Linked DNA regions of Mus musculus: all the other regions are linked to region 3. A link is a loop called in an ENCODE intact Hi-C map of the cell type or tissue named here. Cell type or tissue: heart. All regions are shown on one strand.

Region 1 (2,500 bases), 58 kb after region 3:
GGGAAAACAGCCATGGATCTGTGAGATCAGGCACAGGACAGAAAACCAAGAGCTTATCATTTGCCCCAGGGTGTCTGAGCTGCAGAAGGAGGCCTGAGGGAGCTTACTGTGTTCAGTTTTGAAGTTGAGCCTCAGAATCAATTGCTGGCTTGTTCTAGATTCTGCAGCCTGACATCTCTGCCTAAGTCTGACCTCTCTGGCTCCACTCTTGGAAGGCTGAGGACATGCAAGTGTGTGACTTCACCCATCCACAGTCAATGTCCTGGGGAATCACAGTGCACCTGTGGGAAAAAGGAAAGGAAGAGTTTATAGCAGGTGGCCACTGCCACTTAAACCTCAGTGATGGGCAAAGCAAGGTTTGTCACTTAGGCCAGGCCTGAATCAAGTTGGCAGGGCTGTCCTTTTTCAGTAGTGCCCACCTTTTTTTTTTTTTTCCCAGACAGGGTTTCTCTGTGTAGTCCTGGCTGTCCTGGAACTCACTCTGTAGACTAGGCTGACCTCGAACTCAGAAATCTGCCTGCCTCTGCCTCCCAAGTGCTGGGATTAAAGGCATGTGCCACCGCGCCCGGCTTCAGTAGTGCCCACCTTAACGACCATCCTAGGGACCTATTTTCCTCTTCTTCCCTTTCTGAGAGACCAGAGACTTGAAGAACAGGCTTCAAGTTGGACAGATAGTATGACGCCCCAGCTATGCACCCCACATGTACGCTTACACACCTTGTGAGGCTCATGCACACGGCACATATACATTCAAACATACCCAACCCCTTGGGACTCACACGCTCCCACATGAACCGAATGCATGGTGCTATTACATCATCTTTTGGGCTCAGATGCCTGGGATGCTGGTCTACTCTTATCATCCTTTCTTCCGGCTCCCTCTTGATTCCAGCCCAGGTTGATTTGCACCATGTGCCCTGCTCTCCACTGAGCCTGGGCCTCCAGCCCCCCCCCCCCCCCCCCAGTTCCCTGCATGTGCCTGTGCTCACTTGCTGTGGGCGTGGAGCTCTTCTCACCGTTCTCATCTGGCAGCCCTGGTTATGGTTCCCAGACTGGGGGAGAACTTCCCTTTGCAAAGTTAGATAACAGGCCGGGTTCTCTGTCAGAGGATTGGTGCTGTGGCTCCACGTGCTGCAGCTGGCACAAGGCCAGGTCCGCCCTGCCAAGCAGCGAGAAGGGAAGGCCTGGCTGCTGCCGTAGCTGGCAGGTGGCCGAGCTGGGGGTGGACAGGCGGGCTGGGCTGGGGCTGCCCATTGGCTGCCTCAGGCTCACACCCCGCCTGCCTCCCTAGCCTGTGGCTCTCCAGCAGCCCCTGCCTCTCCAGCTGCTTCTAAACTCCGGAGCAAGCACCTCCTGCTGGGCCATGTCGAGCTGCAGCCAGATTGGAGTGGCCCCTGCCATGGACATGCCTGAGGTCCTCAAGTCCCTGCTGGAGCATTCTTTGCCTTGGTCAGAGAAGAAGGCAGGTAGGAACACAAGTGGTCTATACTGGCAAGGTGCCTAGGGGGTGGAAGCAGGCACAGGGACAGTAGCGAGATGGGCAGGAAGGGCTGCAATGCAGAGAAGGACCCCAGGATGTATGTGGGTGCCACACCAACTCTTGGGCTGCCCCGGTGCCTGCTGGCTTTTGGTGCCAGGGCCAGCGTGCAGCTACTGACAGGTGCTGTGCTCACGTGGGGCAAGGATGGACTACAGTGCCTGAAGGAGTCCAACTGGAAGCTGATTGCTTCTTAAGCTCCCTCCCTCTGCACGTTGGGGGTGAGCAGAGGAGTGGCAGGGCCCGTGGATTTGAGGAGAGGAGGATTTCTGCTCACCATTTGCTCGCTGCTGGAGGGCTGAACTCATGGATGGGATAGAAGCTGGTTATGTAACAGGACCACAAGCCCCACGTTCCTAGGATACCACAGGCAACCCTGGGGCTAGGGACAAGCAGAAGAGCAGAGTGGGTGACGGAGGGTGTGGAGGGGGTGGCTTGGGGAGCCAGTACCAGATACCTTACAAGTCTTTCCTGGAAAAGTTAAGTGCTATGGGGAGTTGAGGAATTAATGGAGGGTACTCTCTCCTGATATTTATGTCGCCAAATCTCTCTGGCTCAACCAGTTCTTACTACCTTTATCAAAACTTTCCTGCTGTACTGGGGATCTAACCCAGGCCTTTTGAATGCTAAGCACAAGATTTGCTATCTAGAGCCCTGTGCACCAGTCCCACCACATTGCTTTTAGAGGAGACCACCTGTCTGTGCTGTCAGGAGTGATAGGAGGTCAGGGTGCTCTTTTGGGGCCTCTTTCAGGCATCTGCCTCATTCTGTTCTGGCATCTGATATATCTCATCATCACGGTGCCCCAAACCCACCCCCGAACCGCACCTCCCCACCAGACTTCTTCCTGCAAGTCTCTCCAAACTTAAGAGCCAAAAGGACAGCCTCTGCATTCCTTTCAGCCTCTAGAGCCAGGAATGGGCTTAATTTTGTTAGATCTGGGGAGGCAGGACAGCAGGCTTT
Region 2 (2,500 bases), 68 kb after region 3:
GGGGTGCGGATGGAGAGAGGTGGGGGTGCAGTAGCGCGTCTGCGCAGTGCTGCCCGTGTCAGCAGCTGCGGCGGGTCGAGCCGCTCCGGCCCGTCTCGGGGTGCGGGCGGGGGAGGCGAGGCGCACGAGTGGGGCGCAGGGCACGATGTCCGACGCGGGCGGCGGGAAGAAGCCGCCTGTGGAGCCTCAGGCGGGGCCGGGCCCGGGGCGTGCAGCTGGAGAACGGGGCCTGTCGGGCTCCTTCCCTCTGGTCCTGAAGAAGCTGATGGAGAACCCCCCGCGCGAGACGCGCCTCGGTGAGGGGGGGGGGCTCGCGCGTGTCTGGGGGCGGGGTTTCTGTAAAGGCGGGGCCTTGTGGGGGCGGGCCGGCCCGGGCCGGGTCAGAGGTCAGGGTGAAGCGGTCCAGTGGTGTGGTGTTTATGCGGGCCCGGGCATGACTAGGGGCCTGCTGGACTAGGCCTCTAGCCCAGAGAGAAAGTCAGGGGGTGATCTGGAAAGGACAAGTCAACAGAACTTTGCAAGGAAGCCGCCACTTAGAGGGGGCTCCAGTGGGGCCGCCTGCATCCAAATCCTGAGGATACTGCTTGCCTTCAAATGCGGGTTCCTGGACCTCACCTAGTCTGCGGATCTTGAGACAGAGCGTGTATTTTAAGAAACACTCCACTGCACCCTCGTGGGTGCAGAGTTCACCACCAAAGTTTGAGAGGCCCTGATCAGTATAGCAGATGGCCTTTGTATGTCTTTGGTCCGTCCTGGAGGAAGACGATTCCTCCTCTCTACGAGTGGACAGTGAGCAGGTCCACGGTGGTGCTTTACTGGAAATGCATCCCTGGGAGGTGTGGATGGAGGAGGCAATTTGAGATGAGGGTCGGTAGTGTCTCCCAGTTGTTTTTAAATCAAAGCCTGGTTTAAAAAAAAATTAAGGGAATGAAGGCTGGGCAAAGTAGGGCTGTGATGAGGGTTAGAATGTGGCCACTCAGGTCCTTCTCCTGGTTGATTGTTGGGAATCACAATAGCAGGACCGGGCTTCATCGAATTGCCCAGGCCACAAGAGTCCCTGGGGCCTGGTGTGGAAAGCAGACTTGGCCTGGGTATTTGGCCTGGAAGAGCAGCAGGACTGCCACCTATTGTGGGGTTTTAGGTCCATTGATGTGTGCTTTCAGTCTGAGATCTTCAGATTTCCAAGAGCTCAGCTTAATTAGGGTATCTGGGAAGGACTTGGCTGTTTGTGGATTGCTTGTATCAGGGATCTCATTTCCCTTTCTAAAATGCTGTTGTTTCTTTCCTTGGGTGTGTTCTGGGGCTGCTGTGCTTATGGTTGTCCCTGTTACGTTATAAATAGCTTCTGCTCATCAGGTGAGGCTAGATTCTCTCCTCCTGCCTCAGGACCTCATGTGCACAAACGCTTTTGTTTGTATGAAGGTGATGACTCCATCCAGATCTGAGTGTAAGACAAACTGCAAGGGCTGGTGCTCACATCTGGCAGCTCTTGCCTAAGCTCACCAGAGAGGACCAGGCCATACTGGGGTTTTGCTTTGCATTTGCCCACACTCACAAAGCATTTTGACATAGTCTTATCTTGTTTGGGTTACTACCTCTCCACTTCTAGGTGAGGAAAGTTGAGACTCCTGAGAGGCATAGATGGTTTCTCAAGGTCACATGGGTGGGCCTTCTGGCTCTTGGTTTGGTGTTCTTTCTGTTGTATGAAACTGACAAACCACTGGTGTCAGTCCCTGTGATTTAAGTCCTGGACACGTCGGTCATTTACCTTTTGAAATTAATTTAAAACTTGACCTTACAAACACTGGATTGTGATAGCCTGACTGATTGTAGTGGTGCTTGTTTGCAATCTCAGCACTGGAGAGGTAGAGGCAGGGGGACCACTAGTTCAAGGTCATCCTCTGATGCACATCAAGTTTGAAGTCACCCCGGATTTCATGACCCTATCTCAGAAAATCAGGAAAAAAAATGTTTTAATTGCTTTAGTCAGGCAAAATGAGGAACTTCCTGTTGCTTGTCCTTCTGTCAAGCTGCTTTTTATCTCCTTGCTTCTCTTACCTCTTTTGATCCCAAGTGACCCCACCCGACTGGTCCAGTCGTTTCTGAACAGAATGTGGACTCAGAGAGACCATCTGGCCCACCCAGCCCATAGGCTGGGAGTTTTGTTGCCTCCCAGTTGTTTTTAAATCAAAGCCTGGTTTTAAAAAATTAAATTAAAAAGGCAGCCATAAGAATTGATGTTAAATCATATTACAAGCTATGAGCAAGTTGTGCTTATGAGAATCTCCAACTCACGGGGTCTGGTCATTGTTCTTGGACTAATGGCTCCCTTTTGGCTGTCTGCTCTTGGGACCCAAGCATGGCTGGTTTTCCTCCAACATAATAATATTTGATGTGTCTCTCTTTTTTTTTTTACTTCTAAATCCAGGGTTCAAAGTTGTCTCCTTCAATTTTGAAAACCTATTATGAACGTGTCATGATCATCTCCCACTTCTCTGAT
Region 3 (2,500 bases):
AGTTCCAGGACACCCAGGGCTGCATAGAGAAACCCTGTCTCAGAAAATAAATAAATAAATAAATAAATAAGTTAATTAATTAAATTTATTATCATTATTTTCTTTGAGATAGTGTCTCTCTATGTAGCTGACTGCTCTGGCTAGGTAGACCAGGCCTGCCTCTGCCTTCCAAGTGCTGGTGTTGAAGGTGTGCTTCACCAAGCCTGGCCCAATTGTCCAATTTTTAGCAAGCATGGCTTAACTAGACTCCCCTACCTTCCATCTGGGAACACCACCAATATACGCTCAGGATCCTCCTCTTCCACTATACCCCAAGGTGATGTTCCAGTACCTAACCTATCTTGAAGAGATGGCTCAGCCATTAAGAGCACCTGCTGCTCTTCCAGAGGACCCATGTTACATTCCCAGCACCCACACAGTGCTCACAACCATCTGTGACTCTAGTTTCAGGAACTCCTATCCCCTCTTCTAACCTTTGCAAGGCACTAGGGACACACATGATGCCCATGCATATCTACAGCCAAAACACTGGTACACACAAAATAAAAACCCGACTTTAAAAACACTTAAGAACCCTGTTGGGTGGAGCTAACAGCAATCACATTATACCTCAAGTTTTCTGTCTGCTGACCCTGCCTTGCTCCTTGCTCTATAAATTCCCGGTTCATGCTGAATTCAGGGCTGAGCCCAGTGTCTCAGCACCACTGCAAAACCCCACTGCAATGGTCCCTAAACCCATCATGATAGCCCTACCTTGAATAAAATCAGCCAGGCTTTCTTAAACAAGTGTCACTGATTTCCCCCTGCGCCCCCCCGCCCCCAACCCGCTTTTAACTTTCTATACATGAAACCCTAGCCAAAAAGGAGATCCTGACCGAGGTCCTTATCAAAGAAAGGGCACAACATGACCAGATGCTTGGAGATGCCTTCCTTCATCAAAACACCTGGAAAGCCAAGTGTAGCTTTACGCTCGGTTTGAGGGGTGGAAAAACAAAACAGAGGTCGGTCCAGCATCCGCCCAGAAATGCAGAACTGCTAGAAGGAAATCCCAGAAAAGGAAGAGCAGTTTTAAAAGAAAATCAAGGTGAATTCCAGGCATCCCTCCACTGGGAAGGGGGGCTTGCCGACTCCCCCCTCCCCCCCAGGTGCGCAGCCCGCGCCGCCCACCCCGGGCGCGACTAAAGCGAGGAGGAGCTGCGCTCTCTAGGACCCGAGGAGGGAGAGCTGCAGGGAGACGGAGCCTCCAGCGGGTGCTGCCGCGAGCGGCCGGCCGAGGGGGCTGGAAATGAAAGTAAAGCGCTCCGGAGCCACATGGACCGAGCTGCCCGGGCGGCGGCGCCGGGAGCAGGATGCGGCCGCCCGTAATTAAATAGCATTTACTCTTATTATTACTAATAATAATAACGTAATCATACCTCTAGTCATAGCATACCATTTATCGGGCTCGGCGCAGGCCCGCGGGGAGCGCAGCCCGGCCGAGGTGAGTGCTTTGGCGCGGCGGAGCCCCGCGGGGCAGAGGCCGGGCCACCGCGTCCCCGGCGGCGCGCAAGGTTGGGGCGCGCGAGGCTGGGGCGCCCGGGCAGGGCCGGGCAGGGCCGCGCGCGGAGGAGGCGCGGGAAGCCCCGGCCAGGCCACCTGGAAAGGCGGCTTTGCAAGAATAAAGCAATAGCACCTCCATTACCACGAACTGGGTTTTTCTGGGGGGAGGAATCTGTCTGCAGATTCCCGTACCCCTGCCCCAAAGTTTCAAAGTTATTGTGTGGCCGGGCACCTGCCGCCTGGGAGATTGGGGCTGCACTGCAGCCCCCAGGGGATGCCTTGGGATTTTTCTTCCGTGGTGTGGGGCAATCTCCCTTGCGTCTGGAGGTTTGGGTGTGCGCGCGGATGTTTTGCGGATCCCACTGCAAGGAGGTGGTCCGAGGCTGGCAGTTAGGGTCCCCCTTTCCTTTTGTATTCGCTTTGAATCCGCAGTGCCTAGAGGTAGAGGGGCCGCGGCGAGGGCCGGGGACAATGGCCGGCTGATGGGTCGCCCCAGTCGGTTACCGCGGCCACGCGAGTCCGGGGATCCGGGGCCTGCGGGCCCAGCCCTGGGGGAGGGGGCGGCAGGAAAGGGGGGCGCGGTCTGGGTCTGCTGAGCAGGAGGGCATTTCCGGTCGTGGCATCCGTCACTGGGCTCAGAGGCCTCCTGGGTGGGCAGTAACCAGGCAGGGGATTCACGGGGACTGCTGGGGACTGGGATTGTGGCGATTGAGGGGCGCCCTGGCAGGGCTGGGGGCCCTGGGGAAGCAGAGTCGACCCCGCCGCCACTGCCCTCAGCGGACACAAGGTCCCTTCTGCGATCCATAACTCTTTTTCTTTCTATCTTAGAAACCCTCAGGTTCAGGTGTTTGTAAAGTTCCTGGGTTGAGGGTCCTTCGCAGAGACAAAGCCTCCCTCCCCCCCACACCGCAGGAGTGGGAACGTGTAGAAAGAGTTCATTCTTGACAGAATAGGGTGGCCG

What was found. A loop is a pair of places that touch in the nucleus more often than their neighbours do. Peaks named below come from ENCODE experiments on the same cell type or tissue, not always from the same donor. Only the 100,000 strongest peaks of a DNase experiment are listed, where the experiment ranks them.
Region 1: it touches region 3 in a loop (3-fold over the local background); 12 of 42 quality-filtered maps call a loop at or near these places.
Region 2: it touches region 3 in a loop (4-fold over the local background); 11 of 42 quality-filtered maps call a loop at or near these places.

The regions. Positions count from the first base shown.
Region 1 is chr15:81,801,421-81,803,920 of GRCm38, forward strand. Gm17597 (predicted gene, 17597) reads right to left here and starts at 1,193. Exons shown (of 2, transcript NR_155271.1): 1 at 990-1,193; 2 at 1-281. It also overlaps a transcript of Tef not described here. In heart, a CTCF peak has its summit at 1,352; a DNase peak (open chromatin) is centred at 1,121; H3K4me3 peaks cover 1,390 bases; H3K27ac peaks cover 1,447 bases.
Region 2 is chr15:81,811,425-81,813,924 of GRCm38, forward strand. It overlaps Tef (thyrotroph embryonic factor), which reads left to right. Exons shown (of 4, transcript NM_017376.3): 1 at 1-296. The coding sequence starts at 146. Among named protein-coding and RNA genes, the nearest start is that of Tef, 1.3 kb to the left of the region's middle. In heart, a CTCF peak has its summit at 1,137; DNase peaks (open chromatin) are centred at 1,027 and 1,477; H3K4me3 peaks cover 1,417 bases; H3K27ac peaks cover 1,066 bases.
Region 3 is chr15:81,743,867-81,746,366 of GRCm38, forward strand. Zc3h7b (zinc finger CCCH type containing 7B) reads left to right here and starts at 1,232. Exons shown (of 23, transcript NM_001081016.2): 1 at 1,232-1,480. In heart, a CTCF peak has its summit at 1,245; DNase peaks (open chromatin) are centred at 1,245 and 2,105; H3K4me3 peaks cover 1,930 bases; H3K27ac peaks cover 1,955 bases.